Regions from separate parts of the Homo sapiens genome. Here region 1 is linked to region 2. A link is a loop called in an ENCODE intact Hi-C map of the cell type or tissue named here. Cell type or tissue: heart left ventricle. All regions are shown on one strand. Each heading gives the region's core, and the rest is flanking DNA. Links, peaks and the distances in the headings are about the cores only. Region 1 overlaps CCDC60 (coiled-coil domain containing 60). Region 2 holds the start of LOC105370025 (a long non-coding RNA gene).

Region 1 (16,496 bases), core at 5,470-13,469, 130 kb before region 2:
CGGTTGGTAATGACTGAGTTGTAGGCACGGACTGTTTCGTAATTGCCTTCCAGTTGTCTCCTACATTTTTCTGAGTTGGGTACCATTAGTCTTAAGGCTCCTGTCATGTGGCCATTAAATCATTGTTTTCTCTGACAGTGTCATTTCTGCAAAACCCTGGAGAGAAAATACTACACATTTTCCAAGGCTGGAATGCTGCCACCTGGTCATTATGCCCAGCAGCCCTCAGACGGCTACTCCTAAAGATGTGCACCTTTGGTGCGACCGCACCATGGCTCCCCAGACTAAACAGCTCACTGTTACTGGTTGCTTTTTTTTTTTTTTCTTAGAGTGGAATTACCCTGGTCAGCAAGCACCCTCTAGCACTAATTTAGGAGACTGAGTCTGACAAATGGGTGTAAAGAAAAGAAGAATGGCAGGAAAAATATTGGTTTTCAGAAATCAAAAATGATGCTTCTCTAAGGGTATCACTTATTTTTCCCTCCACCCCTGCAACCTACCCAGGGCAAGAGCAGAAGAAAAATTTTTCCAATAGGGTCTAATTGTTGTCTGAAATAAATGAGAACAGGGAGGTTTGAGGACTGCTGAACATGGACAGATGAGGTGGGAGGAATGGTCTTCATGAGTGATTTCCAACAGCCGAGCTGCAAGGCTGAATAAAGAGGATGCCAGTGAGTCCTTAACAAAACAACAAAAAACCAAGGCTTGCCGCCTTCAGGGATCATAATTTATTCATTCAACAAATAAATGGTTGAATGGTTAGTGGTTGTTCTGTGCTGGAAATTCTTCTAGGAGCTGGGGACACAGCAATGAACCAAGCAACATCTCTATATCTTAACTGGGCTCTGAGTAGGAAAGAGATGGTGCACTCAAACTGGGAATTGGAGGAGGAGTTGAATAAAGGGACTATTTGCACAGACTGTTTGCATAGATCCCCCTACAAGGGATGGTGCAGTCCCCTGGGGCTAGCAACAGCAGGGAGCTGTTACCACCCTGAAGGGGCACGGAGGGGGAGCAGCGACTGGCAGTGAAGAGGTTAGTGGTAGGGAGAGGCCGTGTGACAGGAGCCAGGACCAGAGAATCACAAACAACCAAGTCCATGTAGCAAAAATGAGACTGGGAACAGAGACTCCAACCTTTCTATCTCCCTGCCCTTTTGTATTAGTCTGTTTTCAGGCTATTTATAAAGACATACCTGAAACTAGGTAATTTATTTTTTAAAAAAGAGGTTTAATGGACTCATAGTTCCACATGGCTGGGCCTCACAATCATGATGGAAGGCAAAAGGCACGTCTTACGTGGCAGCAGGCAAGAAAGAATGCGAGCCAAGTGAAAGGGGGAAACCCTTTATAAAACCATCAGATCTCGTGAGACTTATTCACTATCACAATAACAGTACGGGGGAAACTGCCCCCATGATTCAATTATCTTCCATCAAGTCCCTCCCACCACATACGGGAATTATGGGAGCTACAATTCAAGATGAGATGTGGGTGGGGACACAGCCAAACCATATCACCTTTGATCTCCCAGCAGTGCTTTCTATTGGCTGAATCCAACTGGAGGCTGGAGAGCAAGGGAGGTCATTAAGTTGTCATTCTCCTGGGGCACAGAGCAGGGAGGAGAAGGGTGGCAAGTGGTTCTGGAGAGGCAAATGGTATATTTCCAGCACAGTCCTTGTCCTCAAGGAGTCAATATTCTACCTATGGGACACAGACCATAAACAAGTAAGCCCATAGCTCTATAACACAATGTTGCCAGGACTTCATTAATCTAAGCAGCACCTCTGTAAAAATTAGAAAAAGCCACCCTCTCTCCAAATGAATGCAGCCCCGTGCCAGGGCACATGGTTTCGCCAGTGAAGCAAGGGCTGGATATCAGCCCCCCCACTCAATGTTTGGTCAGGAGCTTGTGCAGAACTCAACCCACAAAACACAATATCCTTCATGGCCAAGCGGTCAAGGTGTCATAAAGAAAATTGAGAATCCACGACTTGGAATGAGCTGGTGACAGGTGATGCCCAGAAATAGCTTTTCTAGGGCATTAGGCTTGGTCATACCAGTGACATGGTGACATGCTGCAAACACAGGGTCATTAAGGGGCCCTAAGGATGTCCAACAAGTTGCTCTCCCAGGACCAGCCCCTTGCAGCTCTCTGCAGACTTCACAGGTAGGCAGAAGCCAGGATGGGTCCCTTGTAAAGTTAGCCACCAGTGGGAGCGGCCCGGAGCTCGCAGGGAATGGCAGGTCTGTCTTCTCCCAGCTCCGGCTCCCTGAACTGTGATGAGCAATTTGTCTTTCAGCCTTGATCTGCTGTCAGTGGGGCTGACACTGACTCCAAGTATTAATTTCTTCTTGAGCTGTCTTACATTGCAGTCGACAGAGGGATGGAAAATGAAGTAGATTTGCCAGATACAGAAACTCATCACCCAGCTGCCTTTATTAGTGGTGAAGCTGCAGGGAGGAAGAAGGCCTGAGCTGTGCTCCTCTTCTTTTCTTAAGAAGCAGATGCCAAACCCCTAATGAAGCATCTTTCATTTTGCAGCCCTGTGCTTTGACACCTTTCTGCCTTCACTCTCCCTTGGCTGCACAATATCTTAGCTCTGTCTCTCTCTCTCTCTTTTTTTTTTTGAGATGGAGTCTTGCTCTGTCCCCTAGGCTGGAGTGTAGTGGCACGATGTCAGCTCACTGCAAGCTCCACCTCCTGGGTCACAACCATTCTCCTGCCTCAGCCTCCCAAGTAGTTGGAACTATAGGCGCCCGCCACCACGCCCGGCTAATTTTTTGTATTTTTAATAGAGATGGGGTTTCACCGTGTTAGCCAGGATGGTCTCAATCTCCTGACCTCGTGATCCGCCCGCCTCGGCCTCTCAAAGTGCTGGGATTACAGGCGTGAGCCACCGCGCCCGGCCTAGGTCTGTCTCTTTAAAGTGGCTAGGCAGAGATATTACAAAGAAACCCATGGACACCCCAAGTCTTTTCATCAGCTTATAACACGCTCACCCATCTCATGAACATGCCCTCTTGAAGGTCTCTTGTGTTGTCTAGATTGCGTTTTATTCAGGTATCTGTGGTGGGCAGAAAGAAACAGGTTCATTCAGCTCAAGTTTTTAAAAATGTAGGAAATCTCATGGTATCCAGTGACAGGACAGCTCAGCTACTTGCTGTGTCTCTTGAGCTCTCAAAAGGCATGAATGCTCAGATATGCTATTTTCTGCACACTCGTTTCTTTATTCTTTCTCTATCCTGGCTCCTTCTGCTCTCGCACACAGCCCATCATAGCTGTCGCGGCCCTAGAGTTTATGGGGCCCTCATCTCCATACTCTGTGGCTATCTGGATCCGTCTTTCAGTGTCTAAAGTCCAAGTTCCAGATAAGGAAATCTGATTGGTTCAGCTTGTATCAGGTGTTTCCCTTTGGTCCAATCATCTGTAGCCTGGAGGGTGGGACCATGTGGTCGGTATAGCTTCCTGTCTCTGAAATAGGAAATATGGGTGGGGCGAGAAGACTTCTCTAGAACATCCAGAAAGAGATGCTATAGAAGCAAAAGCAGATCTGGATAATATATTTTTAATTTTATTTTTGTAGAGATAGAATCTCACTGTTGCCCAGGTTGGTCTTGAACTCCTGGGCTCAAGTAATTCTCCCGCCTTGGCTTCCCAAAGTGCTGGGATTATAGGTGTGGGCCACTGATCCCAGCCCAGATCTGGATTTAAATCTCTATTCATCCAATCACTTCCAGACTTTTGATCAATTATTTAATTTCTTTAATTAATTTAATTTCCAGTGCAGTGGCCACCCAGGGTTATGCCTGCAAGACCAGCTTCAAGAACATGGCTAACAGGCAAGCACAAAGAGGTTCCGCCATCAGTAGATCTCCAATTACCCTGGGTCTGCTGCATTTTCAGCACCTCATCTCTTTGGGAGCAAAGGAGAGAAGTAAAGCTTTGTATTCACATTGAGTGTATTGGGATGGGTGGGTGGTGAGATAGTCACAGCTTGGTGGCCCGGCATGTTTGGGGAAACATGAAACATAATCACATCACTATTGTGTAGAATGCGTCCATGGCCTCCCCTCACAGTTAGGCTCAAGGTCAAAATTCCTCATAACAGACTTCAAAGACTTCATGAATCAGCCTAAGTGTGTATCTCCATCCTCATCTCCCAGTGTGCCCCATTACACTCTGCTTATTCATTCATTCATTCATTCATTCATTCCCACTGTTCTGAATGCCTGTGATGGGCCAGCCCAGTAGTACAGGCCATACTGGGCCTCCTTGAGCTCCTGCTGTCTCATGACTCAGGGCCTTCACAGATGCTCTTCCCCCTGTTACGAATACTTTTCCCTCCACCCCTTCATCAGTTAGGTGCTCCCACAGAACTTTTGTACCCTGTTCCCCTTCTGTGTCAGGACTTATTGGGATGAAGACAGAGGGCAGAAATGGTGCTCATCGTGCTTCCCTGTACCCACAGTGACCAGTGCGCTGGCTGTCACACAGCCGAGCATCAGGCCAAGTCTGCTGAATGGATTAATGTCAAAAAAAGGCCTGGAAGACATATCTCTGCCTCATGGTAAAACGCTAAAGACTGCTGTGAAGCTCATTTGCAGGTTTTGAGAAAATTTTAATTACTGAACATTGACAAGGGAAAGAGTTTTTGTGGCTAAAAGTTTCGTGGCTAAAGCACATGAAAATCAGCTTCATGTTTGTGGAAGGAGAAGAGAGGTATGCATTTGCCTGGATGGGGTCAAGTAGGGTTTCTCCCTGGCTCTGCCCCTGCCCCGCCTTATCTCTCTCTCTCAAGCACTAACGATAAAGATAGGAAGGTCATGAGAAGGTGTCAGATGCCTGCAAAGAGCCAGCCTGCTTTGTGCTCACTTACTGCACATTCTTCTGACTTTAGAAAACAAGAATTTTCCTTAAAGGGTCTCTGGTTGTAGCACAGGCACCTCCCCATGTCACCTGCTTCAACTTTCCATTGTAGATCTTAGGGTCTGAGATAAGAAATCCTTCTCATAAGTTTGGAGCACTGAGACTTTGGGGCCACAGATCTAAGAGTCCAGACTCCACTGCTTGCTGGCCAGGAGACCTTGAGTGACTTCGACTCTCTGAGCTCCAGCTTCCTCGTCCTTAGAATGGGGTGGCAATAGCAGGTGCCACTGGGGTTGTCATGAGGTGTAAGTGAGAGGATGCATGGGAAGCTGTCAGTTTGGTGCCTGGTGCACAGGAAGGCCACAGTAGGGAGCAGTGATTACTACCACTGAGTCTGAGTATCAGGATATCACACTGAGGATCTGGTTTTCCAAAGGACAAAGATAGGGAGCTAGAGACAGTAATTCCAGAGATTTAAGGCACAGAAACAAATTATCCTGCCACGTTTGCTTGGCAACCACAGACTCCAATTCCTCTTGTATAGGGAGAACAGCTTCAATTGGAGAAATGTTGACACACCAAGGACAGAATTCGACTTTAAAGGTCATCATGGCTCAGTTCATCATAAAGACCCTAAGCCCATGACAATTAATGGAGATATTGAGCCAAAGGCAAACCAAGAATAGAAACTGGAGACCTTGCAGACTGAGTAGTTTTGGCCCAATAAGAGAATATTGTAGGAAATACACTTAATTTAAATATGGTGCTGGTCATGGGGAGGAAGAAACAAAAGTCCCTGTTAATTCAAATGAAGTGTTTCACTGATTACCGTAACAGAAGTGCCTTACCGAGTGGTGACCTCCCTGTCACTGGGCATATTCAGGCAAAGTCTGCCTGATCTAGGGTACGTCTGTGTTCCAGACGTGTTGGTCATTCACAAACCACCTTCAGGATATTTGCCATCTCTCTACACTAATTTTATTATAATTTACTTAATATTTGTCTCTAATTGAGCTCATTTTAGAAACGTGATAAAAAGTAAACTTACTACTATCACTGTAAGAAGAAAGCCATTCCTGCATGTCACAAATAGAAAGTAACTATAAAAGTAAATACAATAAAAACAAAAGAAGCTATTCAATTACAGCTAGGCACTAATCTTCACAAGGCTCTGAGCCTGAGGCCTGCCCTTTCTGTTAAAAGGAAGAGCAACAAGTCCTTAGAGAGGTGTTAAAAATTGAATAGCACTAAATTGAGACTTTCTCCTTTGCATAATAAAAAAGGACAAAAGAGAATTTAAAAACAAGTACCTTTTCTGCTATGCGATTTCATGTTAATGTCTATGTAACACTGAAAAATCATTTCACCATCTGCTGTTAGTAACTGCCCCATCCTCAGAGAAACTCCTGGGAGAAGAATTCTAGCACCAAATCTGGGGTTGGGTAAGAGAAGACCTAAAATCCCTTCCAACTCTGAGATATTACGACGTCAGGTTCTCACTATACTTTCTTGATATTCATTTCCCACCAAACGCTGGCAAATGCTTAACAATCTGCTCTCCAGGGGAGAAGGAAAGGCCCTGATTTACAGTGTTTGCCAATTCCCATGGTGTAAATATTCCCATCATGGCTGATTTTACTCTACCAATATGAGATCACCAAATTCCGACCAAGAGTTGGAAGGAGATGAATACAATAGGTTCAGTATGAGCTGCTTCTAGCACACATGACTGTTCCCACCCAACTGTGGTTGTCCTCTTAAGAATGTAAAACAAAACTGCTTCCAAGGGATTTATATCTAATACTGAAAAATCTTGAAAAAGCCTCTGAGACACTTGGCCATCTCTTAGAGAATGTGTGTGTGAGGGATGAACTAGAAGACTTCTTGCAGTCCCGCTCCACAATCTGATTCCATTTGTGCCCATTTCAGAGATAGAGGCATTGAGATACTTTCTTGCCTGCACCCCCACACAAACACTTTAGTAACCACTGAGTTGGGCTTGACCTTCAATTGTCCACTGTACACATCTGTATGTATATGCACATCTATATTTAATTAACATCTGCATTTCGCCTGCTGGGTATTCTCAATGGTAGCTTTGCTTTATATCCAAGCAGGGTGTTGAGGCTTCTGCTTACTTAACTTTTAAGTCATGGCCAAAGGGCTACCCTACCTCCAGTAGCTTCCCTGAATCAGTTCAAACCAGTCATCGCCTTTCCATATTTAGCATCTCCCACACATCAGTTACCATCTGCAGGTGAATTACTGTGTATGACTATGGCAATTAAATCTTCATCTGATCTGTTTGCACATTTCACCATACATACTTTCAAGAAAGCCCTGGGTCTAAGTAACATTGCATTGAGACCCATTATGTGCCAGGCATTATATGATTATTAGAGTGTCTATTTCAGAGTTGCTATGAGGATTAGATAAGAAGCTTACCCACCTCTGCCATGCCATGGCATGCTTCCTTTTTGTTCCTGTAACCCAACAAAGTGCAGAACAGTGTTGTGGACCTCGTGGGTACCCAATCAACTTCATGGATGGCAGTAAGGCTGCCCATGGCTCCAGATGCAAGCCCTGGCTTCAGTCCAGTCTAGCCCTTTCAACATCTCCTGGGTGTCCAGGCCACAAAACATTTGAGTGTCCTCCACCTGGAAAATGATGTTCTATATATCATCACTTAAGCTTAATTGTGAGTGGTTTGGAGGACACCCCACATGGGGTGATTTTATACACGGTTATTATGTTGGCATATGTGTTTCATGATCTGTGGCCTTCCGCAGCAACAACTATTTTTAGCTTCCTAGCAAAGGTCTGGCATGAGCTCCTAGTGTTTTCTTTTTTTCTTCTCCTCTTCAATGCTGGAATTGGCCTCTGCCTGGTAAAACCAAGCCAGGCCGAGCTGGGGGCTTCCAGAATGAGTGGAGAACTACTGAATAAAGCTGTCGTCTGATGACCTTGCCCTCTTGTCCCAGACCCACCAGAATGTGTTGGCCCTGGGCTGAGCATTGATTGTTATCAACATCTTAGATGGGTGGCTTACCCACCATGTACAGAGGGAAGATTCGTCTATGGGTCTGGCTCTCTGCACATATCCAACAGGCTCACTGCCTGCTGTCTTGACAAGCCTGTGTCAATCTTGGCCTGTGCATAGGGCTTTGCTTGTGATACTATATAGGCTTGTGCCTTGAGGATCTTCGCAAAAACAAAAACAAAAACAATTTCACCAATCCACTTACAACTGTTGGAGGGACAGCAAATTTCAGCTGTGTCTGGGGAGGCAGGCACCATGTTTGTTAAGAGCATGGACAGACCTGGGTTCCAATCCTATCCCTGATGCTTATTAGCTCTATGACCAGTTACCTAATTTTCTTGAGCCTCAGTCTGTGGACCTGCAAAAATGGAACCAATTACACTGGCCCTCATGATGTTGCTGTAAAGATTAATTGAGGTTCTTGGTTTAGTGCTGATACAGGAGCTAGAAAGAAATTATTTAGGCAGATAGTGAGGGTAAGAGAGTCCTTGGTAAGGTTTCCCTTTTAATAAAAGGCAGCCCCCAAATCATTTCCTTTCTAACAAAGAGAAGCCTGTAAAATCAAGCTGCAGACATAGAAAGGCAAGCTAGAAGCTTGCACGGGTGAATGCCAGCAGCTGTGTCAATAGGAAAAGGCTACCTGAGGGCCAGGCATGTTCAACATGGTGGCTCCATCTTCCCTTTTCTTTGTCAACCACGTGTACAGTAAGGAACAGACAACACGGCACCCGCCAGGTAGAGAACCGATCTGCTAGTAAGAGATTAGGGTGGGATGGCCAGCTTCTTTGCATACTATGCAAACGTCATACCTGGTCCGACTGATCTCTCGGGCTCTATGTGAATCAGACACCGCCTCCTCAAGCTTTTCTATAAAACCCCGTGCATTTCACCATGGAGCTGGAAGTCCCACTTGGGAGCTCCTCTCTCTCTGCAAGAAAGAGAGCTATTCTCTTTTCTCTTTCTTTCGCCTATGAAACCTCTGCTCTTAAACTCATTTCTTGTGTGTCTGCGTCCTCGATTTCCCTGGCGTGAGACAGCAAACCTCGAGTATTTACCCCAGACAACGATGCCACGTCTGTGCCTGGCATACCGCAAGCACTTCCTTATGCTCCTTGGCAAAGGGTTTAAGAGCCTGTGTTCACACAGCGGTTAAATTTGGTGTAGAAAAAAATGTGTAGAGGTAAAATGAAAAGACTTTGAAACCAAATTTTCCTGGATTTGATTCCAAATTTTTTCATTTGCTAGTTGTGCGTAGAAGTGGGAATATGGAAGGACTCACACTAAATAGTTAATAACTGTTTTGTAACTATTTTGTTAGTTATTAACTATTTAGTTAGTTTAGTTAATAACTATATAGTGACCAGTTGTTACTTCTGGAGTAAAACTGGTTTGGGATGATGGTGAATGATACTTTTAACCTTATTTATAATATTGTAACTGTTTACAGAGTTAATGTAGTGATGTTATTACTTGTGCATGTAAACACTGAGAATAAAAAGAAAACAGAACTGATTATTTGAATTTACCAGATTTTTGTGGTTACAGAGACAAGGCTTTACAACAATTGGAAGATATTTCTTATTTTACTTCTCCGTCTCTTGAGACTTGGGTTGGAATTTTTTCTTTCTTTCTTTTTCTTTTTTTTTTTTTTTTTTTTTTTTTGAGATGGAGTGTTGCTCTGTCGCCCAGACAGGAGTGCAGTTGCACGATCTCAGCTTGCTGCAACCTCCGCCTCCCAAGCTCAAGCGATTCCCATACTTCAGCCTCCCAAGTAGCTGGGATTACAGGCACGTGCCACCACACCCAGCTAATTTTTGTATTTTTAGTAGAGATGGGATTTCACCATGTTGGCCAGGCTGGTCTCGAACTCCTGGCCTCAAGTAATCTGCCCACCTTGGCCTCCCAAAGTGCTGGGTTTACAGGTGTGAGCCACTGTGTCTGGCCTGAGTTGGAATATTGAGGGCTTAGTCTCCATCCACATTGTCTAGTGGAAGCTTGCAAATACTATCCAGCCCAGAGAAAGACAAGGCCTTTCTCTAGCCCTAAATCCCTGCAGCTACAGAACATCCCCCAATATTCCAAAATGGGTAAATGACCCCAGCCCCAACTACTTATACCATTGCCTATAAAGTAGCCACTCTGTTGGAAATATATAGGGGCACACTGTTTAAAGGATATAGGAGCCTAAGGGAGGTTTGGGAATGAACCAGACGAAGCCAGCATCCTGAGATTACCACTGTGTACTTAGGACCATCCCCTGAGTTTTATTTTATTTTATTTTATTTTTTTGAGACAAAGTCTTACTCTGTTGCCCAGCCTGGAGTGCTGTGACTCAATTCTGGCTCACTGCAAGCTTCATTTCCTAGGTTCAAGCGATCCTCCCACCTCAGCTTCCCAAGTAGCTGGGACTACAGGTGCGTGCCACCATGCCTGACAAATTTTTGTATTTTTTGTAGAGACGGGGTTTCACCATGTTTCCCAGGCTGGTTTCAAACTCCTGGACTCAAGCGATCTGCCCGCCTCAGCTTCCCAAAGTGCTGCGATTACAGGCATGAGCCACTGCCCTCGGCCCTGTTTCTTCATTCTGGTTAATTGGAGACCTGCAGGTATTCCTGGAAAGATAGGACAGGAGGGATCAAAGTGATCAAGGATGAGCCTTGTAGTGTAAGGCAGTTTTTGGCAAACCCCAATCTTCAGCTCAGAGAGGGTTGCCTCTGCTGTTCCAATTGAGTGGGCTAAGCTTCACTGGGGTATTAGCAAGTGCGTTTTTCTGAAGGTGGCCATGCTTTCTTTGTTATTAATGAAATACAAGAAGAAAACGTGTCCAACACACAAATCCAGATGGGCGTGGGTGTGTGGGCTCTCTTCCAACAGCCACATTTCTTGGTATAATGTGACCTTTCTGTCTGATTACCACTCTGCTCTTTTCACCAGAGGAAAGTCAGGAGAGGAGGTCTTTTAAAGAGACAACGGGCAAGTTGATTAGGTGGCTCCACGTTTGTCAGACTTTATACTAAGAGCTTCAAGGGAGGGGCTGGTTGTTGCAGGAAGAAGCTGAGGACTTGATTCATTTCGAAAACTGTCCCCAGGGCCTTCTGGCTCACCCACTTCCCCACATTGCATCCTGCATGCATCAGAAACACATGAAATTTTCATGACATCCAAGCCACTTCCCTCCACGGCTCTATTTCTGTTCATTCTGCTGAAAACTGTCTTTGTCATATACAGGGAGCAGTTTAGGTGGACGAAGGACTCTGGTCTCTCAGTCCCTGACTCCACACCCCATTATTTTGATTGATTAAGTAAAACACAGCCATCAGTGAGCTATTCATAGAGAGACAGTTGGGGGGAGGGGCTCATGGACACATTTTATTTGTATGGGGACATTCTCTGATGGGTCAGTAGGTAGGGTGGAGGGATGTGGCCCAGCAAAGACAGCTCAGGGGGATCTTTCAAGTCCAGTGCGGAGAAAGCAATGGTGTACTAGCTGGTGAGGGTGATTGCATGAGAGCTGATTGTATGCATCTGCTTCCCAATTCTTTGTTCAGTGATCGATAGCTTGAAATTGGCCACAGTGGGAATATTTACACCATGGAAACTGGCAAACAAACATTGCAAATTAGGGTTTTTTGCTTGCTTGTTTGTTTTTTCCAGAAAGCTGGTTGTTAAACATTTACCAGCACATCAATGGGGCAAAAGTTTCTGTCCATATGGATACATTCTTAAGACACGTTGTCCCTAAACCCCACTGTCAGAGGCGCTGGAAACAGAGCAACTCTATTTTGAATAGGGACTGGGTAAAATGAGGCTGAGACCAACTGGGCTGCATTCCCAGGAGGCTAGGCATTCCTAGTCACAGAAAGATAGGCGGTTGGCAGGACTGGTATCACAAGATATGGGTCACAAAGACCCTGCCGATAATACAGTATGCGGTAAGGAAGCCAGCCAAAACCCACCAAAACCAAGATGGCAATGACAGTAACCTCTAGTCGTCCTCACTGCTCATAATTTTAATGCATTATGCTAAAAGACACTCCCACCAGCGCCAGGACAGTTTACAAATGCCAAGGCAACAACCAGAAATGACCCTTATATGGTCTAAAAGGAGGAGGAACCCTCAGTTCTGGGAATTGCCTGCCCCTTTCCCAGAAAACTCATGAAAAACCCACCCCTTGTTTAGCATATAATCAAGAACTAACTATAAATACACTCAGTTAAGCAGCCCATGCCACTGCTCTGCCTATGGAGTAGCCATTCTTTTGTTTCTTTACTTCTCTAATAAACTTGGTTTCACTTTACTCTATGGACTTGCCCCGTATTCTTTCTTATGTGCGGTCCAAGAATCCTCTCTTGGGGTCTCGATCAAGACCCCTTTCCAGGAACACCACCACCCCTCTATAGCATCTCTCATCATACCCTTTCCCGTCCAGATTGCAACTATCTATGTATTTGTCTTTATTATTTCTATAAGGTTTCCTTTCCTAGCTTCATACTTACTACCTCTGAAGTTGAGCAAGTCAGTTAACTTCTCTGTGCTTTAGTTTTCTCATCTTTAAAAAGGAGGAGAGTAATAGCATTGACCCTTATAGGTAATTTCTTCATGGCTGCCATGGATGAGTGGTGTAATACATTATATTTAATATTTTAATCTATTTAATCCTCACAATAACCCAGTGACAAAGGTATTATTATCCATCTAAGGACGAGAAGGCCCTCAGATCTTAAGTCTCTAGATGAAAGTCTAACAGCCATTAAGTGGCAGAGCTGGGATTAGAACCCAGAGCTTTTGGAATTTCAAAGTCTGTGTACCTAACCAGCACAGAAAACTGCCTCTTCAGCATAGGTTTTCTCCCTCTGGCAAGTTGGCTTCCTACTACTCAGCCCCTGGGCAAGAGCTGGTGTTCTGTCAGGAGCAGAAAAAAAAAAAAAGATAAAGTTCTCTTCATTTCCTTCAAAGAAACCTTTCTTGCCTCAAAGAGAGAGTGAGAAAGGAATTGGCTCAAGTTCATTTGAAATTCCAGGTTCATTATCCATGTACTTAAAGCCTGTCTAGATAACAAATGAAACGTGAAAAATGTAGTCAATCATCCACATGTTTGGTCTCTGCCATGTCAGAAGTGGTGTATTTTAGAAACATCTGGATGGCTAGAAAAGAGGCTAAGCCAAGCTTCCATTAATGAGAACTTGTGGAAATGAAGGGGGACGCCCCCCATCTCATTTTACAGATAAGGGAACTGAGACCCCCCCCCACCCCACCCCGGAGAGAAAGTATCTTGCCTAAGTTTGCACAGATTTTTGGTGGCAAAACTAAAGCATAAACTTTCACCAGTGCAGTTTCAAGTCCACCACGCTGCTCCTCTTTGCTGAAATTGCTCACCACGGTGACAGACATGGTCCTACACTCAGAGGCATGTAGTAAGTGGTTTGGCAGCAAGCTTCTATTGACAGTGCCTCAATTGTGATAAGCAGGGTTGGACTGATGAAAACCCCTATTTGCAAATGAGGAAACTGAGGCTCAGAGAGGTTAAGTAACTGGCTCAGAGTCACATAGCTGCCGGTGGGGTTTAGAGTGATTGGAGCCAGCTTTTCTTTAGGTCAATCAGTGTTCTCTTAAGCACCACCAAAAGAATCACAGATTATTTATTGAGTAAATGCTATGTGCTAGGCATTTTATGACTGTAAGGGAATTGGAGTTATATTCTGAGCTCCCCATTTAGCATCAGGAAGTTGAAGTTGCTCCAGGGTTAGATCCAGGTCAGTCAGCTTGACTGCATTTCAGTACTTTGTAAAGGAGACGCCACCCACTCTGCAGCTTAAACCTGACATTGCCCCCTCCTCCTGATTCCACGTTTTCCAAAATTCAAACTTTCACTTACAATCATCATAATCTATTGTGGTACTCATGCACTGCCACTTTTACTATTAATATTTTTCTTTACAGTAACGTTAAACAAAAAACCTTAAGTATCTACTTTAGTTCTCTCCTAAGCAATAATATCCACGACATTATGCTTTTGAAACGCCTTGTTAGAGTTTTCCTAATGCACTATTGAAATGAACACATCATAAACAAGGAAGAGTGAAAGTGACTGTCCATTTAAAATTACGCTGCATGTCACCATGGCGTGTGTAGCAACCTCTAAGGCCCAGGCATTGTGGCTTGTTTAGTGGGTTATGCAACCATCTCTAGGGCCCAGGTGTTGTGTGAAATCTATGTCATGCCTGCTGATAAGGCGGGGGGACTCAAGCACCGAGATATCTCTCTGAGTGGGGATTCGTAGGTGGAGGCTGAACACTGAAGCATTTTCCAGAAGCAGCTTTGGACTATGGCACTGCCTGACTTCCATAATGTGGGGGATTTTTATGTGTCAATCAAATCTCTGAGATTTTGCCCAGTGATTGTCTCTGTCTTGATTTATGTTACCCTGGGACCCTGGAAGCCACGCTATGGGAGGGTGGTTCCTAGTTACTAGGGTTCTATACATCAGCTCTAAACCTCACAGTCTCTTGAAAGATTGACATTATGCCCCAGTTTTGCAGATGAGAGCTCAGAGAGGCAAAGTGGCACAGCCATTAAGTAGAGAAGCCTAGCTTCAAGCCCAGGCTAGCCTAACTCTTAAAGATCATGCTTACCTGCCATTCTTATTTTTTATTTTTGAGACACAGTCTTGCTCTGTCACCCAGGCTGGAGTGCGGTGGTGTGATCTCAGCTCACTGCAAACTCTGCCTCCTGGGCTTAAGCAATTCTCCTGCCTCAGCCTCCCGAGTAGCTGGGAATTCAGGCACGATCCACCATACCCGGCTAATTTTTTTGTATTTTTAGTAGAGATGGGGTTTCACCATGTTGGGCCAGCTGGTCTCAAACTCCTGACATCAAGTGATCCACCCGCCTTGGCCTCCCAAAGTGCTGGGATTACAGGGGTGAGCCACTGCGTCCGGCCTAAGATCATGCTTACCTGCCATTCTAACCTCTGTCCTAGTGCCACCTCCCACCTGGGATCACCAGATTGAGAGAGTCCTTAGGTGGCATCATCACAGAGACTCAGCACAAGCCCCTTTTAATAATGGATGTAGGCTCTAGTGGATGGGCTCTTCCCAGAGCCAGGGAGGGGAATTCCTGGCCAGGCTCTGCAGGAAGAATTCCAAGCTGGTTTGTTTCTTGAAGCCCGGAGAAAAGCCTATTCCTAAAGAAATGAACAACTCTGGGGTTAGGAAACACAGCTGCCTGGAGAACTGGATGGATGCTGTGGTTTGTTTTAGAAAATTGAAACAGCAACTTGGGAGCGCTTCTGAGATCCCACCAATGGGAAAACCTCAGGCTCAGAAAAGAGAAGTGTCTTGACCAAGATTTGATGGCTTTTAAGCGGTAGACATGGGATTCTAACCCAGCTCTGACTATAAGGGTAGTTGTTTTTTTCTGACACAAAGCAGACCGAGTCATTCATTCACTCATTCATTTCATTCATTCACTCATTCATTCCACAACTATTTATTGAGCCACTGCTCTATCCAGGCCTTGGGAATAGGTTGGGAACTATGAGATTTGGGCTCTGGAGAAAAATCCCTGAAGTTTTCTGGCTTTAAGCCCTTCCTCCCCTCTCTCCTATTGAACATGGGTACCACTTGGGGTGGGGGCAGTGTCTTGCATTTTTTATTAATTATCTCAAGTATCTATTTTGCTGATGGAGACACAATGTCATGATCTGATCTTGTTCTCCTATAGAAGGAATCAAGTCCCCAGTGATGGTGGTTTAATGAAGAAACACAAGGCTGTCTCAAGAAATGGAATCAGGTAGAGAGAACCAACCCATCCAATCGCTGAGGCATTAGGGTCCAGGGCCCAGGGTGATTAAAAAGCTACTATTTTATTTTATTTTTTAAAATAGAGACAGTGTCTCACTTTGTCACCCAGGCTGGAGTGCAGTGCTATGGTCATGGCTCACTGCAGCCTCAACCTCCTGGGCTCAAAGGATCCTCTCACCTCAGCCTCTTAAGTGCCTGGGACTACAGGGGTGTGCCACTATACCTGGCTAAGTTTTTTGAAAATATTTTGTAGAGATGGGGTCTCACTATGTTGCCCAGGCTGGTCTCAAACTCCTGGGCTCAAGTGATCATCCTGCCTCAGCTTCCCAAAGTGTTGAGATTACAGGCATGAGCCACTATGCCTGCCTCATATTCTAAACCAAACTGTTGAAGAGTAAGTGTTTTTGATGAATGCCCCCACCAGTTCCAGGCTTAAATTATTACTGAACTTCTGCATTTCAGCCTTCAAGGCCTAGGTTGTTGGTGAGATGTCAGAGCTGTTCCTGAGATGAGCAGGGAGGAGTGGACTGCTCCATCCACGTGACCCCTTCACATAGACTTCAGGCCCTCAAGTACAGTTTTAAAGAGCTGTGTTGAAAATAACCTTCTCTCATCCATCCATACCTGTGATGTGTGTTTGGGATTGTTGCCTTGCAAATGAGGTATAAGGTGTCACCTTTGCGAGGCACTTCTTTTCTCAACTCGACATGATATTCTGGATCTATTCCCAAGCCTAAGTGAGCACGGCAATTCATTATCATGACAACTTAAGCCATAGTCCCGG
Region 2 (16,496 bases), core at 3,077-11,076:
GTCATGTGGGCCCAGGAGTTTAAGACCACCCTGGCCAGCATGGCAAAACCTCATCTCTACAAAAAAATACAAAAATTAGCCAGGTGTGGTGGCGCATGCCTGTGGGCCCAGCTACTTGGGAAGATAAAGTGGGAGTATCACTTGAGGCTAAGAGGTTGAGGCCCTGATTGCAGCATTGCACTCCAGCCTGGGCAACAGAGTGAGACTTTGTCTCAAAAAAAAATAAATGAGTACAAAATAAAAAAGGGTCGGGCCGGGCGCGGTGGCTCATGCCTGTAATCCCAGCACTTTGGGAGTCTGAGGAGGGTGGATCACAAGGTCAAGAGATTGAGACCATCCTGGCCAACATGGTGAAACTCTGTCTCCACAAAAAAAAAAAAAAAAAAAAAAAAACAAACAAAAATTATCTGGGCGTGGTGGCACATGCCTGTAGTCCCAGCTACTCGGGAGGCTGAGGCAGGAGAATCGCTTGAATCAGGGAGGCGGAGGTTGCAGTGAGCCAAGATTGTGCCATTGCACCCCAGCCTGGGCAGCAAGAGCGAAACTCTGTCTAAATAAATAAATAAATAAATAAATAAATTTATAAATAAATAAGAAAGGGTCACACTGCCTATATTCATTAATTCAGTCATTCGACAAATATTTTTTGAATGGAACATCTGACATCTGGCAGGCACTATTCTAGGCACTGGGGATGTAGCAGGAAAGGAGACAGACCACGAGTCCGTGTTCCCTGCCTTCATGGAACTGACATGCTAGTGGGCTGTGGGTAGGACAACAGCAAATTAACACTATGTCTGGGATATCAGACGGGGAGGAGTGCTATGTGGAAACCAAAGCACGGAATGGGGACGGCGAGTGCAGGGTAGAGTGAGGTTGCAACTTTGAGAAATACGGTCAAGAAAAGTCTCCCTGGGTTGGGTGTGGTGGCTCATGCCTGTAATCCCAGCTCTTAGGGAAGCAGAGGCTGGAGGACAGCTTGAGCCCAGGAGTTCAAGACCAACTTGCGCAATATGGCAAGACCCTGTTCTCCGCAAAAGAGGGGGGGAGAAAAAAAGAAAAGTCTCCCTGAAGAGGTAACATTTGAGTGAAGATCTGAAAAAGGCAGAAAGTAAGCCATCTGCATGTTTTGGAGAAAAGTTTAATTGCAAGCGAGAGCAGCTAGTGCCAAGGCCCTGGGGCAGGAGCGTGTCTGCTATGTTTGGGGAAACAAGGAGGCTGGTGTGCAGCAGCAGAGGGAATGAGGCAGGAGAGTAATTGGAGGTGGGACAGAGAGGCAGGAGGGTAATTGGAGGTGAGATGGAGAAGGTCCAGGGTGCTGGGTCCTGTGGGCCTATGGCCATTGTAAGGAGTCAGCTTTGATTCTGAATGTGGATTCACTGTAGAATCTTGAGCAGGGAAGTGATGTGATCTGACTTCGGTTTTAATAATCTCTGTGGCTGCTGTGTTGAAAACAGTTTGTGAGGGGCAAGGGAGATGTTAGGAAGCTCCTGCAAGGATCCAGGTGAGAGACGATGGCAGCTCAGACCAGGTAGTAAGAGTGGGGCTGGTGAGAAGTAGTGGATTCTGTATCCAGGGTGGGTTGGCCTGAGTCCCAACCTGATTATGCAGGAAGGAAAGCTCCCATCCTGCCCCATCCATGTTCCCTCCAGCTCTCACCCATGCCCAGAAGCCTGAAGGGCAGGTGCATTCACTCACAGCATCCGGCTGTCCTGTTCTCCTCTTCTGGATCCATGTCTTCAACCAGTGAAGTCACTTGGAGTGATGACACTGTCACCACTGAGCTCACTGTGATAACAGCAATGTCCATGCCAGGAAGCTACCTCCTGGTGCTTCAAAGCTTCTGGTCTTGGGGCTGCCAGGATGGCACTATGCCCATGCATGGTGAGAAGAAAGTCTACTCCTTCTGTGGACCATACTTTGCACCTGGGCCCCAAGTCTATCCTGCTTGTGCCCCACACAGCTCAAAGACTTTCATGAGCATTTCCATCAGCTTCTGATCCTCACTCCCTCTTGCCATAGGAGCTCACTCCAACCTCAGTTTCCTTGGGGAACCAGACCCCTGGCCATCTTCTTCCTCCTCCATATTAAACCTTATCCTGCTTCCCAGGCTGTAAAACGAAAAATGTCCAGAGACAGCCCTGAGTGTGTGCGTGCGTATGTGAGAGTGTGTGTGCACGAGCGTGTGTGAGTGTATGTGTGTGTGACGCTGAAGGAAGCAGGTGTGAGGGTGTGAAGGGAACCAGCTTAGGTTGGTGTTATCACCCCAATTTTCCTGGTGAATCAATGGAAACTCCGAAAGGTTAAGTGATTTGTCCAAGGCCATCTCTTTTGCATTAAAATCCCCTAGTAGTCTCTTTTCTTCTACAATGTGAAGACCCCAGGCCCTTTCCACCTTTTTTAAAATACAAAATGATTTGATAGTGAAACAAAAATTTCAAAATTGGAATATTTGTATTTAAAATCTTGGATCTACAGTGGCTGTATCTGTAGTAGCCAATCAAGCAGTCATTCAACAAACATTTATTGAGTGACTAATAGATATCAGGCCAAGAAGCTCAAGTAAGCATAAGCAGGTAAGTCCTATTTCACTTTGGCTATTTGGAGAGAATTCTAGACTACTCCTTAAGAGGAAGGAACAGGACCAGAAATGGGACTTAATCCTCGCCTCATTGGTGTGAATGGTAGAATGATAGCAGGAAGGCACTGTTGCAAGGTCAGGCAAAGTGGGTTCAAATCTCATGTTCACCAGTGACAACCTGGGTGACCCCTAGAACCTCAGGTCCCTTTAGCACTGGACAGATGCGGCCAGGGTTTGACACAGGGTAAACACTTGACAGATGATCGCTACCATTGCTGGGCGGGCAATGGAGCTTGAATACAGACAGAAACAAATGGGAAAATTCTGCCCTGTGTCCTTTTTGCCTGCAGTGTCAGTTTTGGGAGAGAAAAGAAACTTGTAAGTATCTGGATAAGAAATGGCCGTTGGTCCCCAAAGAGTTAACAGAGTTCCTCAAATCACCTGCTTCCTTCAGCTTGCCAAAGTTTCTCCAATTGTAGAAAGGCAAAACCTTTCATGTTTGCCAAAGACTTGCAATTTCATTTTTCCATGGCTTCCAACAAGGGCAAAACCTGCTCTTCACCCTCAATGCCTATGGATGATGAAGTCTAACACTGTAGATAGTTTTCTGGGTGATTAGATAGATCACGTTTTCCAAAATAAGGAATTAAGATCCATGGTACGGGTAGGGAGAGGAAGGTGTTGGTGGGTATGTTAGATGAGAGGGTAAAATAATATTTGAAATCCTGGGAAACTGGGGAGGAATATTTGGTCACCAGCCTTTTGTCCACTTATTAGATTGCCTGGAAATTTGGAGATCTTGGTCTGTTATCTCAGTAGACTGTAAGCTCTATTGAAGGTGAGGATCATGCCTCGGAAACTTTTCCCCATAGGACATTGGAAATAGTAAGAAGCTTTATACAGGGGGCAGATTGCTGTTAATACTAACAGCTAATGTTTATTGAGTACTTGCCCTATCCGAGGAACCACAATAAGTGTTTCATAATTACCTTAGTAAATTCTCAAAAGAAAAAAAAACAACTATCAATAGACAACTGTGCTATTATTATCTATCTATTCTTTTAAGATTTTTATTACCATTTTACAGAAGATAAAATTGAGGCTCAAAGACATTGAATAATAAGCCCAAAATCACAGAGCTCATTTTTTCTTCTTTAAGACAGGATCTTGCTCTGTTGCCCAGGCTGGAGTGCAGTGGCGCGATCTTGGCTAACAGAGCCTAGATCTCCTGGGCTCATGTAGTCTTCCCTCCTTGGCCTCCCAAGTAGCTGGGACTACAGGCATGCACCACTATGCCTGGCTAATTAAAAAAATTTTTTTTTTGTAGTGACGGGGTCTTCCTACATTTCTCAGGCTGGTCTTGAACTCCTGGGCTCCAGCGTTCCTTAGTCCTCAGCCTCCGAAAGTGCTAGGATTACAGGCATGAGCCACTGCACCCAGCCTCACAGAGCTCCTAAATTATAAGAGTGGGGATTTGAACCCAGGTATGTATGATTTCATTCTGCTACACTGACCTCAGAATCAATTAGGTTTGGGTCAAAACTTCAGCCTTTTCTAACTAGCTGTGTGACCTTGAGCAAGTCACTTACACTTTCTGAGCCGTAGTCATCTCATCTTTGAAACAAGAATAAGAAGAAAATTCTCATAGAGTTGTTGAGAGATTGAAAAAGAATTATAAAAAGTGCCTGGCATTGTGTGGGCAACTCCAAAATATGAGATCCCTTCTAACTCTTAATAAAAGTTTATTGAAAGAGTAAAAAATTTCTCTCCCTCTCAGCCTGCAGCGGGTTAACTTAGAACCTCAGGGTGTCAGCATTTCTCTCATCTTGGCACTAATTATGTACAGAAATCATTTTGCCTCTGACACATATAATGAAAACGATTGTACAGAAATGGAATTTATCATGCTATGTGTTACGAGAGGCTTTTTTAAAAGACTACCTCAATTTCCCCCACTTTTCTTTTATTCCCCCCTCTTCTTGCCAGATAATCAAATACAAAAGTTATATTAACCTCCAAACCACTTCAATTAAAATGCTCATCCAAAATTTGAAAACAATTAAAAAACCCATTATCTCAGATTTAACGTTCTCTGATTTTGTGTCTATTTTCTGCCGCAGCATAAATGGCAGGTAACATTATCACAGTAGGTGCCTTCTAGAAAGCAATGTCTCATTCTCTGCCCGTCGGTCCCGCGGCTGCTCTCTCGGCACCGGCCTTATTAAAAATCCACACACCCTGGTGTACTTTTGTCATGTCCAAATGCACTGAAATAATTGATTGTTTTAATGAGCTCTCCATCTGTCTCATTTTCTTCTGTCTTTCTCTACTCAGTAACTGGTTTTAGTGAGAGAAAAGAACAGACTCCACTCTTGGGAGGTCACAGTTTGAAAGAGGGGAGGATCTCTGGCTTGGATCTGCTGCCCAGGGGTTCTGCATTCCCTGGTGAAATTAGAAATGATTTCCCCAGGCTGGGCATGGTGGCTCATGCCTGTAATACCAGCATTTTGGGAAGCCAAGGCAGATGGATCATTTGAGGTCAGGAGTTCGAGACCAGCCTGGCCAACATGGTGAAAACCCATCTCTACTGAAAATACAAAAATTAGCCGTGAGTGGTGGCACGCCCCTGTAGTACCAGCTACTCAGGAGGCTGAGGCAGGAGAATCGCTTGAACCCAGGAGGCGGAGGTTGCAGTGAGCTGAGATCATGCCACTGCACTCCAGCCTGGGCAACAGAGTGAGACTCCATCTCAAAAAAAAAAAAAAAGAAAGAAAAAAGAAATGATTTTCCCAAAGAAGAGCATGCAGGGAAAAGTGTTAGGTGCTGTGGTGGCTGCAAGGAGCACAGGTCCCTCAACTTAGCCCAAGAGAAAGAAAACTCTCTAGTCACTCCTTGAGATAGAAGGAGGACACCTAGCCACTTCAGTTTGGGTCAACAAACGGGTATTGAGTGCCTACTGTATACCAGACATATAGCAGACAGTAGAAATGTGGTCTCCAACGTCTGGCAGAATCAGTAAAAAAACTCCTTGGGTCAGATGCATTCATATGCTACTGGTAGGAATATAAATTTTTTACAGCTTTCCTGGAGCGTAATTGAACAATATGTATAAGAGATTTAAGAGATGTGCATGCCCATTGACCCAACAATTGGCCTTCTAATAATTTATGATAAGGGGATAATCACTTATGTGTGCAAAGATTTAGCTGCAGCTGTGTTCATTGCAACATTATTTACAAAAGCAAAGAAAAAATCTTTGAAAAACCTAATTGTTCAATGACAAGGAATTATATAAATTCGTGATGACATATCGTTAGGATGGCATACTAGAAAATCATTTAAAAGAATATTAGAAGAGAATATTTATTGACATGGGGAACAGTTAATTACACATTTTTTTTTTTTTTGAGGTGGAGTCTCGCCCTGTTGCCCAGGCTGGAGTGCAGTGGCATGATCTCGGCTCACTGCAACTTCCGTCTCCTGGGTTCAAGCGATTCTCCTGCCTCAGTCTTAGCGAGTAGCTAGGATTACAGGTGCCTGCCACCATGCCCAGCTAATTTTTGTATTTTCAGTGGAGGCGAGGTTTCACCATGTTGGTCAGGCTGGTCTTGAACTCCCAACTTCAAGTGATCCTACCACCTTGGCCTCCTAAAGTGGTGGGAAATGATACATTGTTAAGTTACAGTAAACAAATAAAATGTCTAATAAATAGTATGATCTAAATTTTCTGGAAAAAAAAATGTCTGCAATTGTGTGGAAAAAAGACGGGAAGGAAATGCACTATTCTGGGAAGATGAGAATTTGTGTTACATTTAGATTCTTCTCTGGGGTTCTTCTGATTTTTTTTTCCCAGTGATAATGTGTTACTTGTTATTTTCAAAACAGAAAAAGCTGTTTTGAAAAGAGATAGCTGTGAACAGGAGCCAGAAATGAAATGGAAACTGTTGGGAATTAAGCAGGCTTGGGGACTAGCTGGGCTCTAGCCTGGCTTATTTCCTCTGTGGGTTCATTCTACTCTCTCTACTTACTGGGTGTGTTAGGCCATTCTTGTGTTGCTATAAAGGAATGCCTGAATCTGAGTAACTTATAAAGAAAAGAGGTTTAATTGGCTCACAGTTCTGCAGGCTGTACATACAGGAAGCATGGTTGGCATCTGCTCAGCTTTTGGATGACCTCAGGAAGCTTACAATCATGGCAGAAGGTGAAGGGGGAGCTGATGTATCACGTGGTGAGAGCAGGAGCAAGAGAACAAGGGGAGGTGCCACACACTTTTAAACAACCGGATCTCACAAGAACTCACTCACTATTGCAAAGAAGGCACCAAGCGGATGGTGTTAAAAGTCCACCCCCATGATCCACTCACCCCGCACCAGGCCACACCTCCAACATTGGGGATTACCTTTCAATCTGAGATTTGGGGGCACAAACATCCAAACCCTTTCATTGCTTACCCATGGTTCTGCTGCCTCTAAACCTCTGCCTGCTTCTGGTCTATCAGAGCCTCTCCAGCCAGAAGTCAACCTCATGACTTTGCTACTTCAGTGCCAAAGTATGACTATTTTGGTCTCCGGGTATATTTAGTTCTCTGGATATACTATACATAGTCCAAATTTCCAGAAGAGAGAGACTCCTCTCTTCTTTACCAGGCCAAGGCCTATGTCATTGACTGGATCAGACCTGATCTGGTGGCTCATATCTAATCAGGTGTGGTCCAATCAGCAGTGGGCCAGAGTCAAGGGTTACTGGGCTCATATCTTAACCAGGGCATGGAGGTGGGGCATTTCCCTTTAGGATGCTGTGTGGTTGGACGGTCCCAGTGATAGACATCTTCAGCACAACAGTCCAATCAAATAATTTAAATAATGCAGGGCCCAAATATCTGCATGGAAACCAGATCCCAAGTCTTTGTTCTCAGCTTTGATCAACTAAATTAAGCCACTGTTGATTCTTACTGATTTTGGCGCTGACATCACAGCTCACACAATTTTGGGGGACAGGGTATTAGGCCTATCCAACTGAAATAGATAATGAATCTAAGCTTTATTAGGGTTATAGATGCAGACAAGGCAAAATCAAAGTTAGATCATTGTCAAAAGGGTTGGATCTGTATAGCATAGCATGTTACTGATAATAACAGCTATCATTTTTCATACAATAGTATATAATTTACTACCTGCCAGGCACTGAGCTTCACAGGTATCATTCTAGTGACTCCTCAAACAATCTCGTTGTCAGTAAGGTACGGTTATAATTAATTCCCATCTCATAGATAACGAAACTGAAGATCAGGGAATTTAAGTAACTTTTTCCCAGGTCACACATGACTAGGAGGTCACTGGGTTAGAATTCAAACCCAAGCCTTTTGTAATTCCAGATTCTGTGGGCTTTACCACCTCTCAATACCACCCAAATACTTTCTGTCCAAACCCCTTATTTTGGAATAATTAAAAAGAATTACCATCACTTCTGGCCATTCTCTGGCATTTTATCTAGAGCAGGATAAGACTCTGGCTCAGTCTTTCCCAGGCCAGACAGGTCATGTGACTATAATAATTGGAATGTTTTTGCTAGCAACAATGGGAATCCCAACACAAACTGGGAATGTGTTAGTTCAACAATTGAACAAACTTCTGCTTCTCATGAGAAGGGAGTAGCAGGAATGAGATTTTTTTTCCTCCTGCTTAAAACAACCAAAAAATAGATACAATGTATGATGCAATGGTTTTTAAACTTTGGATCTTAGGAAACAGAGGACAGTTAACCTTGAAAGACAGGAAACAAAGTGAGCCCTGGGTTTGCTCCAGCATACTGCTTTGAGAGACTTTCCACGCTGCAGCCTAGGAGGATTCGAGGAGACTCCCTAAATTAAGGAGACAGAAGTGAAAGTTTGGGGAGGCCAAGGTGTCTGGAGGAACCAGATTGGAATAGTGGAGAGAAGAGAGTTGCATAGAGGGAGAAAGCCAAAGATTGGCCAGAGAGTATCCTTGGATTTTCAAGACAGGAGGGATCAGCCTGCACATTTGAGGAAATGACCCAAGTTTGGGGAAAGAATTATCAGAAAGGATTAGAAATAACAGTGTTGGCATTTACACAGGACCAAGAACAGTGTCTGTTCCCATTTGCCAGACTGGAAAACCTCATGGATCTCAGGGCATTGAATAGACTACAGACGGGTCTTACTCATTGGTGGGGAATAATTAACTAAACACTAAACAAATCTTAAAGGGGATTCCCACAGTTAACAATATACTTAATGGCTAAAACTGGATACTATCTCCTAAGATCAGAATAAGACAAGGATATACTACCACGTCTTCTATTTAACAATATGCTGGAGGTCCTCACTGGTGAAATAAGGCAAGACAAAGAAACAAAAGGCATCCAGATTGGAAAGTAAAACTATCTTTATTTGAAGACAGCATGATTATTTATGTAGAAAATCCTATGTAATCTACATAAAACTACCATATCTAATTAATGAGTTTAGCAAATTTGCAGGACACAAGATCAATATACAAAAATCAATTTTATTTCTATACACTAGCAACAAACAATTGGAAATTGAAATTTAAAATACCCTTTACAACAAATTCAATACTTAGGGATAAATCTGACCAAAAAAGGTGAAAGAACTATACATTGAAAGCTACAAAACATTTAAAGAAAAAATTAAAAAAGACTTAAATAAATGAAGAAATATATCATGTTAATAGGTGAGAAGCCTCAATTTTGATAAGATGTCTGTTCTCCCCAAATTGATCTATGCAATCCCAATCAAAATCCCAGTTGGCTTTATTTTTGGTAGAAATTGTCAAACTGATTCTAAAATTCATATGAAATGCAAAATATCTACAATGGCCACAACAACTTTGATAAAGAAGAATCAAGTTCAAGACTCTTACAGTTTAGTAACCAAATAGTATTGCATTGGCAAAAAAAAAAAAAAAAAAAAAAAGACCAACATATTCATCACCGATGGGACAGAATAGAGAGTCCAGAAATACACAAATGCATATATAAAAAATTGAGTCTTGACAAAGGTGTAAAGATAATTCAGTGGTAAAAGGAAGTCCTCTCATCAAATGGTGCTGGAAGAATTAGATATCTAGATGCCAAAAACACCACCCCAAAAAACAAAACAGCACTTGGATCCATAACTTGTATGAAATGCAAATTTAACTCAAAATGGATCATAGATCTAAATGCAAAACTTAAAACTATAAAATTCCTAGAATAGTAATTCTTAATGGGGGCAATTTGACACCCCCTACCCCACAACCCAGGAAATACGTGGCAATGTCTAGAGATATTTGTGGTTGTCATAAGTGGAGGGGGCATGCTATAGGTGTCTAGTGGGTAGAGGCCAGAGGCACTCTCAAACATTTTATAATGTGTATAAAGACCCCCACAGCAAAGAATTATCTAAAATAATGTGTCAAGAGTACCAAGGTTGAGAAACTCTATTCTAGAAAAAAATATAGAAGAAAACTTTTGTGATCTTGGTATAGGCAAACATTTCTTAGATCTGACACCAAAAGTACAATCTATAAAAGAACAAATTGACAAATTCAACTTTATTAAAATTAAAACTTTTTGCTCTTCAAACACATTGTGAAGAACATGAAAAGACAAGCCAAGGGCTGGAAGACAATATTTGCAAATCATACATCTGACAAAGGATCTGCATCTAGAATATGTAAAGAGCTCTCAAAACTCAATAAGAAGTAAATAAATAACCCAGTTAAAAACTGGGCAAAATATTTGAACAGATAATTCATCAGAGAAGCTATAAAGATGACAAATAAGCACATCAAAATGTGCTCGCTCTCCTTAGTCATTCGGAAAATGCAAACTAAAACAACAATGAGATACCACTACACACCTATTTTAGAATGGCTAAAATTAAAAGGACTTACCATATTGAGTGTTGGCAAGGATGTGGAAGAACTGAAACTCTTTTTTCTTTTTTTGAGACAGCCTCACTCTGTTGCCCATGCTGGAGTGCAATGGCATGATCACAGCTCACTGGAGCCTCAACGTCCCAGGCTCAAGCCATCCTCCCACTTCAGCCTCCTGAGTAGCTGGAACTAGAGGCATGCACCACTGCACCAGGCTAATTTCTTTTTTTTTAATTTTTAGTAAAGATGAAGTTTCACCATGTTTCCCAGGCCACTCTTGAATTTCTGGGCTCATGTAATCTGCCTGCCTTGGCCTCCCAAAGTGCTGGGATTACAGGCAGGAGCCACTGCGCCCGGCTGGGAGAAATGACACTCTTACATCCTGCTGGTAGAAATGTAATATTGTAGAACTATTTTGGAAACCAGTTTGACATTTCTTTAAAAAAGTAAACTAGGCCGGGTGCAGTGGTTCATGCCTGTAATCCCAGCACTTTGGGAGGCCAAGGCGGGCAGATCGCCTGAGGTCAGGAGTTTGAGACCAGCCTGGCCAACATGGTGAAACACTGCCTCTACTAAAAATACATAAATTAGCCGGGTATGGTGGCACGCACCTGTAATCCCAGCTACTTGGGAGGCTGAGGCAGGAGAATAGCTTGAACCTCAGAGGCAGAGGTTTCAGTGAGCCGAGATTGCGCCATTGCACTCCAGCCTGGGCAACAGAGCAAGATTCTGTCTCAAAAAAAAAAAAATGTAAACTATATCTGCCATCAGATTCATCTTGTCCGCTCCTAGGTATATACCAAGGAGAAATAAAAGCATGTGTTCCTGTAAAGACTTACACACAATGCTTATAGCAGCCTTGTTTGTAATAGCCCCAAACTGGAAACAATCCAAATATCCATCAACAGGTGAATGGATAAACAAACTGATATATCCATCTGATGGAATACTACTTAACAATAGAAATGAATGAACTGTTGATACACATAACATGGATGCATCTCAAAATAATTATGCTGAATGAGAGAAGTCAGACAAAAAAGGTATATACTGTATGATTCCATTGATATGAAATTCTAGAAATGAAAACATCCACAGTGACAGAAATCAGATTGCCCAAGGCAGGGGTTGAGAGAGAAGGAGTAAAAGAGGCAGGAGGAAACTCAGAAGGTGATGGATATGTTCTTTATCTTGATTGTAGAGATGGTTTTACTGGTGTATACATATGTCAAAACATCAAGTTGCAGACTTTAAGTCTGTGCTGTTTGTTGCATATTATACCTCAATAAAGCTCTTAAATTTTTTTTAAATGAAAAGTTGGAATACACAGATTTTTCAAAGTTAAAGTGTCACGAGAGTAATCCTGGCTTCAAGCATGTCTGAGGAAAAAGAGTTCAAATGATATGTTGATGTGCAACTTCTCTTTCTCCAATTGTGGAGCTCTCCTCCTGTGATCAATGGTGCTGCCTCGACTCCTGAATTTCTTTTTCTTTTCTTTTCTTTTCTTTCTTTCTTTCTTTTTTTTTTTTTTTTTTTTTGAGACGGAGTCTCCCTCTGGAGTGCAGTGGCAGATCTCGACTCACTGCAACCTCCGCTTCCCGGGTTCAAGCGATTCTCTTGCCTCAGCCTCTGGAGTAGCTGGGACTACAGGTGCCCGCCACCATGCCCGGCTAATTTTTAAATTTTTAGTACAGGGGTGTTCACCATATTAGCCAGGCTGGTTTCAAACTCCTGACCTCAAGTGATCCGCCTGCCTCGGCCTCCCAAAGTGCTGGGATTACAGGCGTGAGCTGCCCTCCCCGCCGACTCCTGAATTTCATCCTTCCAAGTTCAAATCCAGAGAAAAGATAGGAGCATCTTTTCCCCAATGCATCTCTTAAAACTCTGAATTCCCTCTGATTGGATCAGCTTAGGTTATGTGTCTGTGAATGCACCAATGGCTGCACCTAGGGCACTGTGATGCTCTGATTGGCTCAGGCCTGGGTATGAGGACTGAGAGCAGGAAAGGAGCAGATTCCTAAACAAAAATCAAGAAGGGTACTGGATACTGTCCCAACTGTGAACATGCACTTCTCAGATCTCTGCTGCAGGGAGCATGATGGATCTAGGGCTTCAGCTGCTGTGCTCTGAAATCCATCATTGCATTTATGCAACGGCCACACGTCCCCCCGGGGCTGCTTCCAGCCGGTGGCTGAGTGCAACAGGAATACTAAGGCAGTCCCATTCTGGAGAGACACGACTCCCCTGACAGGTGACTTTGGCTCAAGGACTCCCTACTGGCCTTGCTGAACAACCTTGCATTGCAGTCCAAGATGCCTCTACCCACTCTTCCTTCTCGCTGTCTACCCCTCACTTGGGATTAGAACTGCATTGGGTGGTGAATGTCCCAGCTCCCCTCTCCCCCTGGCTCCCTTCCCATTTTCCCTCACAGGCATTTTCCCCTAATAAACTTCTTGCATGTGTAACCTCATTTGGGCATCTGCCTCTTGGAAGACCCAAATTAACACAAATACTGGAAAGGCAACTAGCAAATCGCTAACTCTCATCAAAAGTTTTAGGGTTTTCCAAATAAGTTCTTACCCCATATCTTATTTGACTCGTGGTTTTGGTTAGAGGAACTTCGGGGGATGAAAGCCTTGAAGTTGATATAATAATATTGACTTATTGGTTAATAACCCTACCTTTTGTTTGCCAAGCACGCAATGACTTACAAAGCACTTTGAGGTACATAACTTCAGCTGGTCTTCACAAAAACTCAGTGAAGCAGGTGGAGATATTTTTCAATGTTAGTCATAAAGAGACTGAGATTCAGAGAGGTTAAAATAAATTCTTTAAAATCCCCAGATTCGTGTCACTGCTGTGCCTAAAATTTTTTCAGTGGCTTTCCATTTCCTTCAAGATAAAGACCAAACCATTAACGTAACAGGAAAGAGACCCATGGTTTGGCCCTGGAAATACTGAGCTACGTTCAACATTCTGATAAGGCCACGCGCTATTTGGCCTCAAAGACTTTGCATATGCTTTTCCCACTTCCTGAAACACCCTTTCCATACTCTCTTTTGGACATCAACCACTCCTTCTGCTCTCCTCCTATAAGAAGCTATTCTTTAAGATTGAGTCACGTGCTTCTTTGGGCCCCAAGCCCCCATTCTTACCCATTTCATAGCACATTGCAAGCTGTATTGCAATTTATGCCGTAACTGCTTGTCCTCACAACAACCCGTGAAGTAAGAAAGATTCTCATCAGTTTCCAGATGAGGAAACAGAATTAGGAAAGTGGAGTGTATTAGTCAGAATGCTCCACAGAAACATAACTAATTGAGAGAAAAGATTTATTAATTTATTACAAAGAAGTGGCTCCCATGATTATGGAGGTGAAGAAGTCCCAAGATCTTGGCAAGCTGGAGACCCAAGAGAGCGGAAGCATAGTTCCAGTCTGAGTCCAAATGTCTGAGAACCAGGAGGGCTGATGGAGTAAGCTCCAGTCTGGAAGCCAGCATGCTTGAGATGCAAGAAGAGCCTATGTTTCAGTTGAAGTTCAAAGCCAGAAAAGATGGATAGCCCAGCTCAAGCAGTCATGGAGGAGACGTTCCCTCTTACTCAGCTTTTTTGTTCTATTCAGGTCCTCAATTTTTGGATTGGGTTGGATTGGATTGGTCCAATTGATTGGATGAGACTTACCCATATTAGAGAGTGTACTCTACTCAATCTACCGATGAAAATGTTAACCTCAGGCAGGGTGCAGTGGCTCACGCCTGTAATCCTAGCACTTTGGGAGGCCAAGGTGGGCAGATTGCCTGATTTCAGGAGTTTGAGACTAGCCTGGGCAACATGGTGAAACCCTGTCTCTACTAAAATACAAAAATTAGCCGGGCATGGTGGCACATGCCTGTAATCCCAGCTACTCGGGAGGCTGAGGCATGGGACTTGCTTGAACCCAGGAGGCAGAGGTTGCAGTGAGCCGAGATCACGACACTACACTCCAGCCTGAGTGACCGAGCAAGAGTCCATCTCAAAAAATAAAATAAAAATAAATAAATAAGTAAAATGTTAATCTTATCCAGAAATAATCTTCACAGGTCCATTAAGAATAATATTAGGCCAAATGTCTGGGTACCCCATGGACCAGTCAAGTTGACACACAAAATTACCCATCACATGGATTAACTACTCAAGATTGCATGACAGCATTTGCAGGTAGGCTAGAGAATAAACTCTGTCTCTGAAGCCCATTTTACACAGCCATGTCACCATCTTTATGGACAGGGCAGCTATGGGGGTGGTGGCACCTGCATATGCATCAGGAGTTTCTGTACTTCTTGAGGACATTTGATGTGTCAGGCTCTATGTTTGGCATTTTATTTGCATCCCTATGACTCTATATTGTCATAATCTCCAGGCATATGAACATTTGTTGAGTGCAGAAATCCCCATTTGCTAGAGAGGATAACCCCCTTATTATGGATTATTACGAATTTATTATTATGGATTTGAATCCAGAACTGTCTGACTCCACAGCCAGGACTCCTTACATAGCATTGCCCTTCTCAAAAAGGACAGTTTTGTTGTCCCAACCTCTTTATCACTCTCCAGAAACATGCCTTCCTGGAGCTTGACTCTAGTCCTCTAGGGGGCTGTGGGCTGGGCAGGACCTGGGAGCAGGCTGAGAAATCTAGAATCTCAGCTCCCCAAGGAGCACTCCTGGCAAGGAGGCATCGTCCCCTTGCCAGAGCAGACTTGCCCAGCTTAGCAAGCTCTCCAGGACGCTGCTGAGCAGACCCTGGGTTCAGGAGCCCAGCCAAGCACCTTGTAGGTCTGCTGGCCTCTGATCTAGCTGCTTCTACTGCAGTGTCTCCAGATGTACAGGGGTTTGCTGGGCCTGCGGTTCTAAGTAGTAGCTTCGTTGAGGGGATTTGTGTTTCTTCTCTTCCTTTCTCTTTTAAATCTTAGCAGCATCTGCTCCTCCATCCGTGGCAGGTTCCCAGTGTCTCAGACAGACGTCAATATTGACAGAAGAGGCCCCTGGGCCCAGCAGGGTATGCTGTTTCAGAAGAGTAGCTGAACAAGTTCATTAGGGGGACTTCTCGGCACCCTTTGGCAGCCCCAATTACTTGGTTCTGAGCAACATGAATATTGATCAGTGGGATGAGGGGGCTCATCTGGGTTAGGATGTTTTTCTTTTTCAGAGGAAGTATAGAGGAGGGTTTTAAGGTCACAGGTTCTGGAGTCAGAAAGGTCTGGCTTCCCATTCTGCCTCTGCCCTTGGCTACCTATGTGACCTTGGGAAAGGGTAATCACCATGCTGAACCTCAGTTTCCTTATCTGTAAAATGGACATCATGATACTATGTACTACAAAAGCTTGCTGTTGAGAATCACACAACTTAATGCATTTAGCACAGGGTCAGGCACACAGCAAGTGCTCAGTAAATGCACCAGTCCCTATTGTCTCGTCAGGAAATGGCCACATCCAGAGGAACTGGTCTCTTTCCTAAGACTGAGGAAGCCTTTCCCAAAAAGCTCCCGGCAGAGTTGGGTGACGTGTTCACTCCTAAGCCAATCAATGGCTAGGGGACTAGAACTGTTACTGTCCTGTGTCCGTGTTTCATTAGCCAGAATTAGGTCATGTGACCAGCTCCTGGTTAGCATTAAATCAAAGATTATCAAGCATGAGAAGAAGCAGGAAAACATGACTCCTAAGGAGGAGTAAAATCAACCCATTGAAACCAGCCTAGAACAGACACAGATGTTAGAAGTAACTGACAAGGACATTAAAACAGTTATTCTAACCGTATTCCATAGGTTTAAAAAAATGTTCTGTAGAACTATAGAAAACATAAAAAATACCCAATTGAACTTCTAGAGATGAAGACTACAATGTGTGAGATGAAAACTACACAGAAGTGTATTAACAGCAGATTAGATATTCCAAAGAAAAAATGAGTAAATTCAAAGACTTAGTAATAGAAACTATCCAAAGTGTAACACACAAAGAAAACATATTTTTTAAATGAACAG

The links. A loop is a pair of places that touch in the nucleus more often than their neighbours do. Peaks named below come from ENCODE experiments on the same cell type or tissue, not always from the same donor. Only the 100,000 strongest peaks of a DNase experiment are listed, where the experiment ranks them.
Region 1: a loop joins it to region 2, with 3 times the contacts of the local background. A loop is called at or near these places in 3 of 110 quality-filtered maps.

The regions. Positions count from the first base shown.
Region 1 is chr12:119,370,330-119,386,825 of GRCh38, reverse strand. The region is part of intron 1 of CCDC60 (coiled-coil domain containing 60); the gene reads right to left. Among named protein-coding and RNA genes, the nearest start is that of CCDC60, 44 kb to the right of the region's middle. RefSeq lists enhancers at 10,921-10,980, 16,093-16,496. In heart left ventricle, for the core only: no CTCF peak of the experiment used is centred there; no DNase peak of the experiment used is centred there; H3K27ac peaks cover 3,605 bases.
Region 2 is chr12:119,237,919-119,254,414 of GRCh38, reverse strand. It overlaps LOC105370025 (a long non-coding RNA gene), which reads left to right and starts at 3,951. Exons shown (of 4, transcript XR_945437.2): 1 at 3,951-4,065. In heart left ventricle, for the core only: no CTCF peak of the experiment used is centred there; no DNase peak of the experiment used is centred there; H3K27ac peaks cover 3,564 bases.